Regions from separate parts of the Homo sapiens genome. Here region 1 is linked to region 2. The links are chromatin contacts, found by POLR2A ChIA-PET in ENCODE. All regions are on one chromosome and are shown on one strand. Each heading gives the region's core, a stretch centred on a gene start or an enhancer-like site at or near the end of the contact. The rest is flanking DNA. Distances are from core to core; before and after follow the strand shown. Region 1 holds the start of KRT19 (keratin 19). Region 2 holds the start of CASC3 (CASC3 exon junction complex subunit).

What was found. ChIA-PET counts read pairs that join two places held with the same protein, here RNA polymerase II (POLR2A).
Region 1: POLR2A ChIA-PET joins it to region 2 with 10 read pairs in PC-9. The contact joins the promoter of KRT19 here to the promoter of CASC3 in region 2. POLR2A ChIA-PET finds 5 or more read pairs at or near these places in 2 of 52 experiments (PC-9 and activated T-cell).

Annotation. Positions count from the first base shown.
Region 1 is chr17:41,524,803-41,531,683 of GRCh38, forward strand. It overlaps KRT19 (keratin 19), which reads right to left and starts at 3,506. Exons shown (of 6, transcript NM_002276.5): 1 at 3,026-3,506; 2 at 389-471; 3 at 41-197. The coding sequence starts at 3,445. RefSeq lists enhancers at 2,703-3,402, 3,403-4,100, 4,101-4,798, 4,799-5,496 and a cis regulatory region at 5,202-6,054.
Region 2 is chr17:40,136,053-40,143,184 of GRCh38, forward strand. It overlaps CASC3 (CASC3 exon junction complex subunit), which reads left to right and starts at 4,485. Exons shown (of 14, transcript NM_007359.5): 1 at 4,485-4,727; 2 at 5,155-5,182; 3 at 5,518-5,555. The coding sequence starts at 4,497. It overlaps MSL1 (MSL complex subunit 1), which reads left to right. Exons shown (of 9, transcript NM_001365919.1): 9 at 1-865. RefSeq lists enhancers at 4,096-5,036, 4,502-4,801.

The DNA.
Region 1 (6,881 bases), core at 2,256-4,755, 1.4 Mb after region 2:
GTTAGGGAAGGATGGAAGAAAGGCCCAGCTTCAAACCCACCTCCTCATGGTTCTTCTTCAGGTAGGCCAGCTCTTCCTTCAGGCCTTCGATCTGCATCTCCAGGTCGGTCCTGGCCAGGGTCAGCTCATCCAGCACCCTGCGCAGGCCGTTGATGTCGGCCTCCACGCTCATGCGCAGAGCCTGTTCCGTCTCAAACCTTTCAAAGGAAATAGTTGCAGCCAGGCAGAGCTTCCTCAGCATCTCTGAAGACTTCCCTACCTCCCCAGAGTTCAGGAGTCCATAGGGGGGTTAGCTTCAGGCCATCTAGGCTAGGTGAGGGCAGATTCTAAACCCCCCAACCCCTACCCCAGTCCTGGCTTCTGCAGCCCCCAGGACAGAGACACTCACTTGGTTCGGAAGTCATCTGCAGCCAGACGGGCATTGTCGATCTGCAGGACAATCCTGGAGTTCTCAATGGTGGCACCAAGAATCTGGAAGGCAGAGGCAGAGGTTGGTACCAGTTCAACACACAGGCACTGCCCACTCACTTTCTTCCCAGAAGAGAGAGGGGAGCAAATGAATATACCCCGGCACCCTAGAGACCAAAGCCCTAGCCAGCATCTGCCGCCCATTGGCCCGCTCTCTGGGAGGCCTTGCAAACAGTCCATGCCCAGAAGCTGGGGCAGGAAGAAAACTGGAGCCAGGGGGACTTGGGTGGGGGAGGGCAGGAAGGCAAGCCTGGGGAGGAAATCTCTGAGACCTGTGTGCAATGAAACTCTAAATGGCCTGAAGGGGGTCTATAAACCAGATGGGGGGTAGATTTTGTCTATACCTGCCCCCCCCACTATGCGAAGCATATTTTGCCCCCAGGGAAGAGAATCCCATTTGTTGAGTATCAATTATGTGCCAGGCACTTTGAATCTCATCTTTTATAGCTTCTGGAACCTCACTGCTAGGTCAGTGGGTACTCCTATCTTACAGAGGTGGAAACTAAAGTTTAGGATGATGCCTCATCCAAGTTCACCCCAACCTGAGGTCTTACTGACCTAAGAGGCGCATTCACAACAGCCAGCTTATCATTGAATAAGGTAATTGTGTTCTGTTTTTCAAAGAGCAGGTCATCACTCATTAGTCAAGGCACCAGGTGGTGATTGTATAGTTTTGTGTTTTGGGGGGGTTTTTTGGTTTTGTTTTTTGGGGTTTTTTTGAGACAGAGTCTCGCTCTGTCACCCAGGCTGGAGTGCAGCGTCGCGATCTCGGCTCACTGCAAGCCCCGCCTCCCGGGTTCACGCCATTCTCCTGCCTCAGCCTCCTGAGTAGCTGGGACTACAGGCGCCCTCCACCACGCCCAGCTAATTTTTTTTTGTATTTTTAGTAGAGACGGGGTTTCACCGTGTTAGCCAGGATGGTCTGGATCTCCTGACCTCGTGATCCGCCCGCCTCCGCCTCCCAAAGTGCTGGGATTACAGGCATGAGCCACCGCGCCCGGCCGATTGTGTAGTTTTTTAATGCAACAGAATAGGCTACAAAATATCAGAGGGGATTTCTCTTAGTATGGTGAGAATTGTGTCACCCATTTGTGTGTGTGCATGTGCACGCACACACACACACAGAGGTGAGAAAAAGAATGCGTAAGGGTGCGTAGTAAAATGTACTTATTGTCGCAATTTTTTTTTTTTTTTGATACAGGGTCTCGCTGTGTTGCCCCAGGCTGGAGTGCAGTGGCACTGATCACGTACAGCTCGCTGCAAGGCACACGCCACCATGCCAAGCTAATTCCTTTTTTTTTTTTTTTTTTTTTTTTTTTGAGACGGACTCTCGCTCTGTGGCCGAGACTGAAGTGCAATGGCGCAATCTCGGCTCACTGCAGCCTCCGCCTCTTGGGTTCCAGCAATTCTCCTGCCTCAGCCTCCCAGGTAGCTGGGATTACAGGCATGCACCACCACGCCCAGCTAATTTTTGTATTTTTAGTAGAGACAGGATTTTACCATGTTTGCCAGGCTGATCTCGAACTCCTGGGGCTCAAGCAATCCTCCCACCTTGGCCACCCAAAGTGCTGGGGTTACAGGCGTGAGCCACAGTGCCCAGCCCCTGTAGGTCACAATTTTACAAGTGTGTAAAGCACTGTTTTTGTTGGCTGTTGACATCTCTAGCGCTTCCTCCTGGTCTGTGGGTCTGGGTCTATGCCACGAGTACAGCACTGGAAAATATTTTGGGGATCTGTTTGTTGGGAGACCCAGCGTGTGCGGCTGTAAATGTTCCATGGCTTCTGATACATTTCTTTACGACTCGAAAAATTTCTCCTTCCCTCTGGGTGGAGACCAAGCCCTACCCCTCAGGCCCCTTAGGGTTCCCCTGTAAGAGCGTGTGACGCAGATCCGTTCTTTCCCCGACAAGGAGCTGCCACTGTACTGGGTCCTCCCCAGCAGAGGTTTACCAAGCCTCCCTCCTTTACCCCGCCCAGGGGCCACGACCGGCTCTCCCATTCTTCCTAAACGAATGGGCCCCAGGGCGGGAGAGTGGGAGGAGGCCAAAGCCTGAGAGGGATGAACACTAGACCCTTCCGGCCAGAGAAACGGAATGCAGGAGGCCCTACGCTGCGGTGGCAGAGGGGGCAAGACTGGCCCCGGGTGGACCAGATCACCAAAGCCAAACTCTCGCATCTTCCTGCGGCAGCGCGGCCCCTGGCCTAGACCTCTGGGCACTCTACAGCCGGGTCCCATCTCCTCCCACTCTTCAGGCCTCGCTGACCCGCGTCCCTTCTTCGTCCCGGGGCTCCAACCTTGCCCCCGCCACCTCCAGAGGCCCCACCCACTTATCTGCCCTGCCCAGTTCTCCTCCCCTTTCCACCACCCCGGCCTCTGCATCCAGCCCCGAGGTCCTGCCCCGCACGTCTCCTGTCCCCCTTTACTCGGCCCCACCTGTGGACCTTCCCACGTCCTAACGGGCTCCTGCCCGCCGCCCCGCCTGGAACCTCGCCCGGCCCGCGGGGCTGGGTTTCCGCGGCAGGTGCACTGCACTTCCCGCGGCCGGGCCTCCGCCCACCTTGTCCCGCAGGTCCTGGATGGTCGTGTAGTAGTGGCTGTAGTCGCGGGAGGGCCCAGGCCCCTGCTTCTGGTACCAGTCGCGGATCTTCACCTCTAGCTCGCCGTTGGCCGCCTCCAGGGCGCGCACCTTGTCCAGGTAGGAGGCCAGGCGGTCGTTGAGGTTCTGCATGGTTAGCTTCTCGTTGCCCGCCAGCAGCCCGTCGGACGCGGTCAGGACGCCGCCGTAGCCGCCGCCGTAGGCCCCCGAGGAGGACGAGGACACAAAGCGGGCGGAGGACACGGATACGCCGCGGCCGCCGGAGCCCCCGTGAATGCTGGGCGCGCGAAAGGCGACCCCCGGCCCAAAACGCACGGAGCCGCCGCCCAGGCCTCCGAAGGACGACGTGGCCGACGACTGGCGATAGCTGTAGGAAGTCATGGCGAGGCGGAGCACGGACGGAGCAACCCTGGTCTCAGAAGCTGCGATTCGCGGGAGGAGCGGCGAGGCCCTCACCTGGCGCCTTTTATGCCCGCGGCCGGTGGAGGGGGGAAGGGAGGAATGGTGTCAGGGGCGGATATCTGAGCCCTGAGGAATTTGCAGGCTCCTGAGAGCAAATATGGGCTCTCTCCCCATTGGTCAATTCCCTCCCCTCCCAGAGACCAGAGGCCCCTGCCCTCCAGAGGTGCCCCGCCCCGGTCCGCGCAGAAGCTCCGACCCGCACTCCCCCACTCTCTCTCTGCAGACCCTGTTCTGGCCTTTCCCCCGTCAGGGACATACCTGGACACCCCTGTCCCTGGAAGCCACATTCTGAGCCTCACCCTTTAAGATCACCCAGAGTTTGACACCACTGGGAATTACAGTCCCTCTGGGGTCATATTCCTACACACCCCTGACCCAGTGATTTTGTTTTTGTTTTTTTGGAGACGAGTCTCTGTCGCCCAGACTGGAGTGCAGTGGTGTGATCTCGGCCCACTGCAGCCTCCATCTCCCGGGTTCAAGCGATTCTCCTGCCTCAGCCTCCGGAGTAGCTGGGATTACAGGCACGCGCCACCACGCCCAGCTAATTTTTGTATTTTTAGTAGAGACAGGGTTTCACCATGTTGACCAGGCTGGTCTCAAACTCCTGACCTCAAGTGATCCACCCGCCTGGGCCGCCCAAAGTGCTGGGATTACAGGCGTGAGCCCCTGCGCCCAGCCCCAGTGATTAACCATTCAGAGTGCTCCCTGTTAAGAGCCCCTTGCTTGCGATCCTAACCAGCCCGCCCCCCACAAAGTGCATTCACAGATTCCTGCCCTCCACTGGAGATTACAGCCTCTCAGAACCAGCTTCTTGGGAACACCCATGCCCAACTCCCCTTTTGTCCCCTCTGACAAAGGCACCAGTTCCGGATCAGGGCACATCCGGGCATTTTGAGCTGCACGAACCCAGCCCTCTCAAGACAAAGCTGCCTCACCCTGCTGTCGCCATTCAGTGCCCCAGGTGACAACAGTCTCCTGAGAACAGCTGCAGGGAGCGGTTCTGGCAGCTGACACCTTTCCAACACTAAGCTCCAGCCTGATCCTCACTCTGGAACCCTCAAAGCCCACTCGTCCCTGGCCACCAGGATGATCCCCTCCCTTCCATCCCCCAAAGCATGCGTTCATTCAACCACAGGAGTATTGGGCTGCTTTAATATTTCCAAAATGAGGAAGCAGAGCCTGGGAGAGGCCAGTAACTTGCCCATGAGGCATTTAGCATCTGCCACTGAAAGGCAAACATAGGATGAATCCCTGCCCTCCTTGTCAGAGGGCTGCTGAATGCATGTCCTCATCCTTGTATAAAGATGAGTGCTTGAATGAGCTGGGCAGAGCGACACAAAGTGCCCGGCACAAGGTAAAGGTTTTGACAATAGAGGCAGGGCCTTCCTCCCCACACAGCCCCACCCCTTGCTCTGTTCAACAATTCCACCCACCGTTTTGGATCTCTTTGGAGGGCCATGCCCCCTGCCAGGCACTACAGGGCGCTGCAACAACCTCACCCCAGTTCCTGTCCCCAGTGACCCCCGTCCCCAGAACTGTCCCCATGGTTCCTTCTTGTCCTTATGGCAAAGCATTCACCCAGGCTTGGAACAGAGGCCCTCCTGAGAAGGTATTAAGGGAGACAGGCCAGTCCCTGCCCATCTCTGGGTCTCAGTTTTCCCTCATGAAAAGAGGGGTGGCCCAGCTCAGCCCTCTTCTCTGTGTATTATCACCTGGGTCACCTGTGACTGGTGGAGACTTGTCTCCAGCCTCGGAAACCTAAGTTCCCAGCAAACTACCTGTTAGCTGCCAACTCATCCTTGAACTGGGGCAGGAAACCCCGTAAATACACACCCCTAACCCACCAGGAACCGCTCTGAGCCCTCAGGAAGGCCAGTCTGAGGCTGTTTAACTAGTGAATCAGTTGCAGAAAGACTGAAGGTCTTTGGAGAGCCCAAGAGGGAGAAAGGGGAGTCCAAGACCAGCCATAAAAGCCAGCACCCTGTGACTGGTCAGCTCTGAGTCATTCCCTTATCAGGCACTGATGAGGAGGCCTGCTCCTTGTTAGCGGGAAGGGAGATTGGCCAGATAGTTGCCATGCACACAAAGCCCCAATAGGCAGCTCTGTTTTTCTGGCCTGATAGGGGGGTCTGGGGAGGGACTTTGTATTAAAGGGCAAAGAATAGAATCAACAGTTCCATTCGTAAGATTAAGGTGTTCTGAGCTCCCTAACCTTCAGAGGCACTTGGAGTCCCAGCCCCCTACTCTAAGACCATAAACAGAAGGACAGTTGACTACAGGGTAGCACAGTTTAGAGCCTTTTCAGATCTCACTGGATCCTCACAGCAGCCCAGTGGAAAAGGTATTCTTATCTCCATTTTACAGATAAGGAAACAGAGGCTTGGTGAGAGGCAGTAATTTGCCAAAGGTCCACCGCTAGGAGTATCAGATTCTGGCCTCCAGCTTCTTGACCATCAGCCAAGAGTAACGGAGGCCCTGCTCTCCCTTCCAAGGAAGTCTCGGCCCCCAAAACAACTCCTTTGGGTGCCTTCCCTCAAAATCTTATCATGCCAGTGCCAAGGGCAGTCAACCCCAGACTGAACTGTTGGCTGGGCTAGGGAGAATACCTTGTTCCCTCTCTCTGGCCAGAAACAGTGCCTGGCCATGAGGTATGTGGCCTTTGGCACTTTCTGATTCATCAAGGACTCAGGAGAACAGTCTGTAGAGGCTGCCCTACCCAGAGATGGAACTGGAGGTCAAGCTGCTGCTCCCATTTAGGAAACAGTGCTCACAACCAGGAGGCTCCCATCAGCCTCTGGCTTCAGGAGGGCAGAACCTGGTCAGAGGAGCATCCATCCAATGTTCATGTCTCCAGTCTCAGGTCTGGGGTCTGCAGAAGAGGGGTACAGAGGGTCAGAAGTGATGGGTATGGAATGGTGAGCTCAAAGGAATCCCAGGGAGGATCCTGCCCAGCCTTCCCCAACTGGATTCTACAGAACCCCAGCACTATGAGATCCCTGCAGGAAAAAAGATCCCTGTCAAATAAGATCGGAAACTCTGCTCTCTCTGACTCTCTTTTGGAGTTTCACAAGGCACAGTACCAGAAGCCCTGGAAACCTCATTTCCTCATTTGTAAAATAGAGATGATGATGATGAGGAGGAGGAGGAGGATACCTATTTCAGAGGGTTGCTTCAAGTGATAAATGTAATGGTGCTTGTAAAAGGTTTATCACACCTGGCAAATAGCACTCAAACAGCATTATTATTATTATTATATAATGTTATTTTTATATAGTATTTGTTACTATAATTTTGGCTACAAGTGTTATTATTTAACTTTCTTTAACCAGTATTTCCCAAGTGCACTGGACCATGG
Region 2 (7,132 bases), core at 3,235-5,734:
TTTTAATGTGGCAGGCTGTTCAGTTTTCTTACTCTTACCTATGTGATATTTCTTCGTAACGTGTCCAAAAAGAAAAAAGACCCAATCAGTGTCTCTTGACTTTGTTCTTTGATCCCTCAGTTTCTTCTTGATTTCAGCATGTGTCGGGTTCCTAATTTTGGGTATGAGTTAGCAAATTTAACCATTGTGTTTGTGCCCTACCCAGGGGACTCCCCAGTTTCTGACTTGAAGTAGACTGAGAAGAATCCACGAGGTGCTATCTGGCCAGATTTAAGTAGATTCTATTTCCTTGGTTCTCCCTCTCCCTGAGGACCTCTTATTTTATTGTCCCCTCTTCTAGGTTAATTCTCCTTTGATTTGACTTTGTTGAGAAGGAGGTTGGACAGTAGATTAGCAAAGTTCCAAGTGCAAAATTACAGTGTGTTAGAGTGTGGGGGGAAAATTAGTCTTATTTTTCCCTACATGGGATACAACACTGTGAATTCAATCTTCAACTGAAGGCCCTGCAGTTCTCCTAAAACATAGTTGTTTGTTTTTCTTTAACAAAGTTTAAGCTAGTGTTAATAAATTAAAAAAAATTGCTTGTCTGTCTACTTCAGCTTTGTTTTATGCCCATTTCATATTGTTGTCTGTGTTGTAATTCATAACTTTTGATACCATTTCTGATGTGTAAAATTGGTTGTCTTGTAAATATCTTATAAAGAGTTCAATTGTAAATAAACTATTGTGGCTGTTAATTTTTGAACTTCTGCTTCAATTTATTATATTTATTGGCAAACAAACAATTCTGCTTGTATATTTGAAACATTGGAAAAAGAAATCCATTTTCTCAATAAAAAAGAATAACACATTATTTTCCCCTTTATAATAAGGTACTCACTTCCATTTGTGTATAAGTATAATGTATGTTTCATCCCTCTTTGTCCAGTGTACTTCCTTAAGTATAATCAGCAACTTGGCTGGGCGCAGTGGCTCACACCTGTGATCCCAGCACTTTGGTGGCTGAGGTGGGCAGATCACTTGTGGTCAGAGGTTCAAGACCAGCCTGGCCAACACAGTAAAACATGGTAAAACCCCATCTACTAAAAATACAAAAATTATCCAGATGTGGTGGCATGCACCTGTTATCCCAGTTACTTGGGAGGCTGAGGCAGGAAAATCTCTTGAACCTGGGAAGTGGAAGTTGTGGTAAGCCAAGATCAAGCTGCTGCACTTCAGCCTGGGTGACAGCGAGACTCCATCCCACCCACCCCCAACAAAAAAAAAGGGTCGGGCGTGTTGGCTCACATTTGTAATCCCAGCCACTTTGGGAGACTGAGGTGGGTAGATCACCTGAGGTCAGAAGTTCGAAACCAGCTTGGCCAACACGGTGAAACCCTGTCTCTACTAAAAATAAAATAAATTAGCCAGGCTTGGTGACAGGCACCTGTAATCCCAGCTACTCGGGAGGCTGAGGCAGGAGAATTGCTTGAACCCAGGAGGCAGAGGTTGCAGTGAGCCGAGATCATGCCATTGCACTCCAGCCTGGGTGATAGAGGGAGACTCCAACTCCAAAAAAAAAAAAGTATAATTAGCAATTTTAGAAACGAGATTATAGGATACTTCGTAAGTTAACAAAATCTTATAGCTGGAAAGACATTAGAGGTCATCTAGTGTGACCCCGATATGTGATTTACCCTTGATAACACTCCAGACAAGCAAATTCCAGGCTGTGCTTCAACACTTTTTCTACATACATTTTTCCCCCTAAGTGTTTGAAAATTCTTGCTTGTTGACAAAAAATCTAACTTCTTGTAACTTAAACTCACTGGTTTTTGCTTTGCCTTCTAGGATGATGAAAAAAAGACCAATCCCTCCTTTCTTCATAGTCCCTAGTTAAAGATTGCTGTGGGCTCCAGGCCCGGCGCGGTGGCTCAGGCCTGTAATCCCAGCACTTTGGGAGGCCAAGGCGGGTGGATCACGAGGTCAGGAGTTCAAGAGCAGCCTGACCAACATGGTGAAACCCCGTCTCTACTAAAAATACAAAAATTAGCTGGGCGTGGTGGTGCGCGCCTGTAATCCCAGCTACACAGGAGGCTGAGGCAGGAGAATCGCTTGAACCTGAAAGGCGGAGGTTGCAGTGAGCCCAGATCGCACCACTCCACTCCAGCCTGGGCGACAGAGCGAGACTCCGTCCCCCTCAAAAAAAAAAAAAAAAACTGGACCCAGACTAAACAACTGAAGGACAAAGTGGCAGACTATCACTTTCCTTATTTAGACACTAAACTTGGCAGCCTTATTTGCACCAATTTAGTCTGTGATCGATAAGATCCTCCAGGTTCTTTTTCTTTAACACTTATTAAATCATATTATCCTCCATTTTGAACTCAGGCAGTTGGCTTTTGGAGCTGGACTTATAAGTTGTCACGTTTGGCCACTTGTCTAATTAGCTGAGATTGTTTGAATTTTCTTTTTTTCTTTTTTTTGAAACAGAATCTCTTTGTCTCCCAGGCTGGAGTGCAGTGGCGCGATCTCGGCTCACTGCAAGCTCCGCCTACCGGGTTCACGCCATTCTGCCTCAGCCTCCCGAATAGCTGGGACTACAGGCGCCTGCCACCACGCCCGTCTATTTTTTTTTATTTTTAGTAGAGACGGGGTTTCACCGTGTTAGCCAGGATGGTCTTGATCTCCTGACCTCGTGATCTGCCCGCCTCGGCCTCCCAAAGTGCTAGGATTACAGGCGTGAGCCACCGCGCCCGGCCTTGAATTTTCCTTTCATCTCTGAAGGCATTCATAATTACTTCCAGTTTCATGTTATCTATAAATTTGATAAACATCAGGATCCTTAACCATGTCATTTATAAAAATTTTACTCAGGAAAGGCCGGGCGCGGTGGCTCACGCCTGTAATCCCAGCACTTTGGGAGGCCAAGAACGGCGGATCACGAGGTCAGGAGATCGAGACCATCCTGGCTAACACGGTGAAACCTCATCTCTACTAAAAACATAAAAAGTTAGTCGGGCCTGGCGGCAGACACCTGTAGTCCCAGCTACTCGGGAGGCTGAGGCAGGAGAATGGCGTGAACCCGGGAGACGGAGCTTTCAGTGGGCCGAGATCACCCCACTGCACCCCAGCCTGGGCGACAGACAGAGTGAGACTCCCTCTCAAAAAAAAAAAAAATATTTTACTCAGGGAAGAATTCTATGCCATGGTGGCCTTTGTTTGATAACATACATTATTAACGTGCACTCCTGTAGGTGCACTAAAAACTTAGCTCATGCACTTTGTATATCCTTATAATGGTCCAAAGAAAACACACTGATTCTTTTCAATGGTGGCCAATGCCTTGCCAAAATGAAATAATTTCCATAAACCTTAAGAAGGAAATAATGTCAGGATTTTGAATCAACATCTGTTTCTACTGACCATTTATTTTTAAATAGGTTCTAAAATCCTGACAAGGGCAGTAGCTCATGCCTGTAGTCCCAGCACTTTGGGAGGCTGAGACGAAAGGATCGCTTGATCCCAGCCAGGAGACAAGCCTGGGCAAGAGCGAGACCCCATCTCTACAAAAAACAGAAAAATTAGCCGGGTGTGGTAGTGTGTGCCCGTTGTCCCAACTACTAAGGAAGCTAAGGCAAGGAGGTCACCTGTGCCTGGGAGGTCAAGGCTGCAGTGAGCCGCGCTACTGCACTCCAGCCTGGGCAACAGAGTGAGACCCTGCCTCGAAAAAGCCAAAACAAAACCGGTAATACTGGCATCATACCAGCCTGCACTTTGGGACAGGTGATGGCTGGGGTGGGAAGAAACGTGAAGAGGAAATGAGAACACAGAGAAAACGCTGCAACAAGAAGTCCTCTGGCTTCACTGCAGACAACTGGTTTCTCCTTCGCCCGTTATCTTAAACAAGGCTGGTGCAGCAAATCTGACGCAGCACTACAGCTTTTAAGATTTACCTTGATTCGTGATTTTACCAAGCAAAGGAATGCAGTAAATTGACCTGCTTCAAACGTAGGTAGAAGTGAGAAATGGAAACAGAAAACCATGAAACAGCCCTAGTGTTGCAGTGAAGCTGTGACAGGTTGACTCCTTCCACTCGGGAAGCCCAAGATGGCCGGGCCAGGAACCCGGGAGGCTGCTGAAGTCTCAATTCCCCTCGCCCTAGGCCTGCCCAAGGGAAGTCAGGAGCCGCGCCACGCCCCCTTACATCACCGATAGACGTAATCCGGGTCGGCCGCAAACGTGCCGCAGGCCTAGGCCCCGCCCAGTGCCCCGCCCCTCCCCCAACACACACACACACACACACACACACACACACCCCAACACACACACACACACCCCAACACACACACACACACACACACACACACACACACACACACACACACACACACACACAGCGGGATGGCCGAGCGCCGCACGCGTAGCACGCCGGGACTAGCTATCCAGCCTCCCAGCAGCCTCTGCGACGGGCGCGGTGCGTAAGTACCTCGCCGGTGGTGGCCGTTCTCCGTAAGATGGCGGACCGGCGGCGGCAGCGCGCTTCGCAAGACACCGAGGACGAGGAATCTGGTGCTTCGGGCTCCGACAGCGGCGGCTCCCCGTTGCGGGGAGGCGGGAGCTGCAGCGGTAGCGCCGGAGGCGGCGGCAGCGGCTCTCTGCCTTCACAGCGCGGAGGCCGAACCGGGGCCCTTCATCTGCGGCGGGTGGAGAGCGGGGGCGCCAAGAGTGCTGAGGAGTCGGAGTGTGTGAGTGCGCGCAGGCGGGGCGGGGTGGGGACCGGGCGGCGAGCCGGCCGGGGGCGGGGTGTAGGTGATGCTAGGTAGTCTGTGAGTTGATAGTAGATACTGGGACTTTTTTTTGTTTTTGAGAGAAAAGGGGAGTTATCCCAATGCGAGTTTGCATCCGGAGTTCCAAGGGAAGAAGAAGGATTGGGGGTTTCTGGGAGGATGGTAGAGCCGCTGGAGATGGAAAGCGGATGTTTTATTCAGAAGTCGGGGCTGGAGGGAAGGAGACCAGACCTGCCTTGGCTACTACTTGATAAAGATTTACCTATCTCTGTCTCCCTCTCCAACCATTTTGTGCTGAATCTTCAGCTTTTCACCCACATTTCTTTATTGGGCTCCCCACCTCTGGAAATCACAGAACTAACCCATGTCTTCTGCTTTCTTTCAGGAGAGTGAAGATGGCATTGAAGGTGATGGTGAGTAGCATCTTTTACCCCATTAGGACAAGAGTTTTTTTTAACATAAACTCAGGTCATCTATTTCCAACATCGACATTCTCACACACTGTCACGGATTTAGGGCCACAGAGTGCCTTTTTGTAACATAGTGGTTAAGAGCATAGGCTTTAGCAGTATAGTCTTCAGCAAGTTACCCTCTGAGCCTGTTTCTCCTTTTGTAAGTGGGGACTATAATTTTATCCACGTTGTAGGTTGATGTCAGAATTAAATGAGACTCTTAGTCTGACCTGTAATAAGCAGCCAAAAAATGTTTCTGGGTTTCTTTTTTTCCACATATTTCTGTTTTATTTCAGCTGTTCTCTCGGATTATGAAAGTGCAGAAGACTCGGAAGTGAGTATGACAGGTTTTTTCCTATGGTATAGATCAGAAATGCTTTTTAAAAACGTGTACACACCTTCGTTGCAAACGTACCATGACCTCCGTGTTTATCCTCTTGTGTATTCTTCATTTATGCTTCTGAAAAAGTGTTACAGAAGGTCTTGTTCACTTTAGACCTAGGGAAAACTTGGGGCACGCCGTCTCAAGCCACAGGTGTTATACTGTTAGTTGGCTTCTCTTCCTGTCTGAAGAATATGAGGTTCTAAATAAGAGAGTGAGGATATCTTGAAGTCCTCTGAAAGATGTTTGACAGTTTGTTTTATGCAGTGTAGGTTGAGAAGCCAGCCAATTGGTTATTTTTTTCCAAATCTATCTGAAGACTTTGAAAGGGTAGGATTCGGAATGTTTTGTGCCAAGAGCATCCATCATTTTATAGGTGGGGATTTTTCTGTTTTTAGGAGAAAGTTTCCTGTCTTTTGGATAAACTACTAGAGATGCCATCAGAGTAAGTGTTTGTTTCCTGGGTTGTTGAGTGGACTCCTGAGTTCTGGTAATGGGATTATATATAGGGGGAATTGGATGGTGGATCAAAGATTTTGTCTATACATTTTTAGAACTGTTACTACATTTTAGAATCTGTTAAGCCCTTGAGGATGGAATAGTGAACACTATAACAAAATTCCTATCTTTAGAGATCTTACAACTCAATAAGGAAGTCAGACAAACATTCAAGCAATTGTACCACTTGCTGATAGGGGATAGCACTGGGATAGGGCTAAGTAGGGTGTTACAGCTGGGTACTGAATCCATCTTAGGCAGTCGGGAAAGATTAAACAGTTGGCTGGGTAAGATGTGTTCTAGGCAGAGAGAACAACAGTCAAGAAAGCCCACAGGGGCCGGGAGCAGTGGCTCACGCCTGTAATCCCAGCACTTTGGAAGGCTGAGGCAGACGGATCACTTGAGGCCAGGAGTTTGAGACCAACGTGGCCAAAATGGTGAAACTCCATCTCTGGCCCGGCGCGGTGGCTCACGCCTATAATCCCAGCACTTTGTGAGGCCCAGGCGGGCGGATCACGAGGTCAGGAGATCGAAACCGTCCTGGCTAACATGGTGAAACCCCGTCCCTACTAAAAATACAAAAAAAAATAATAATAAATTAGCTGGGCGTGGTGGCGGGCGCCTGTAGTCCCAGCTACTCGGGAGGCTGAGGCAGGAAAATGGTGTGAATCCGGGAGGCGGAGCTTGCAGTGAGCTGAGATTGTGCCACTGCACTCCAGCCTGGGTGACAGAGCAAGACTCCGTCTCAAAAAAAAAAACCCATCTCTACTAAAAAATACAAAAATTAGCTTGGTGTGGTGATGCATGCCTGTAATCGCAGCTACTTGGGAGGCTGAGACACGAAAATCGTTTGATCCCAGGAGATGGAGGTGGCAGTGAGCTGAAATCATGCCACTGCACTGCTACCTGGGTGACAGAGTGAGACTCTGTCTCAAAAAAAAAAAAATAAATAAATAAAAGAAAGGCTGTAGGGGTACAAAAAGAATAGTAATTAGAATGAATAAGATCTAAACCCAGCGCGATGGCTCACA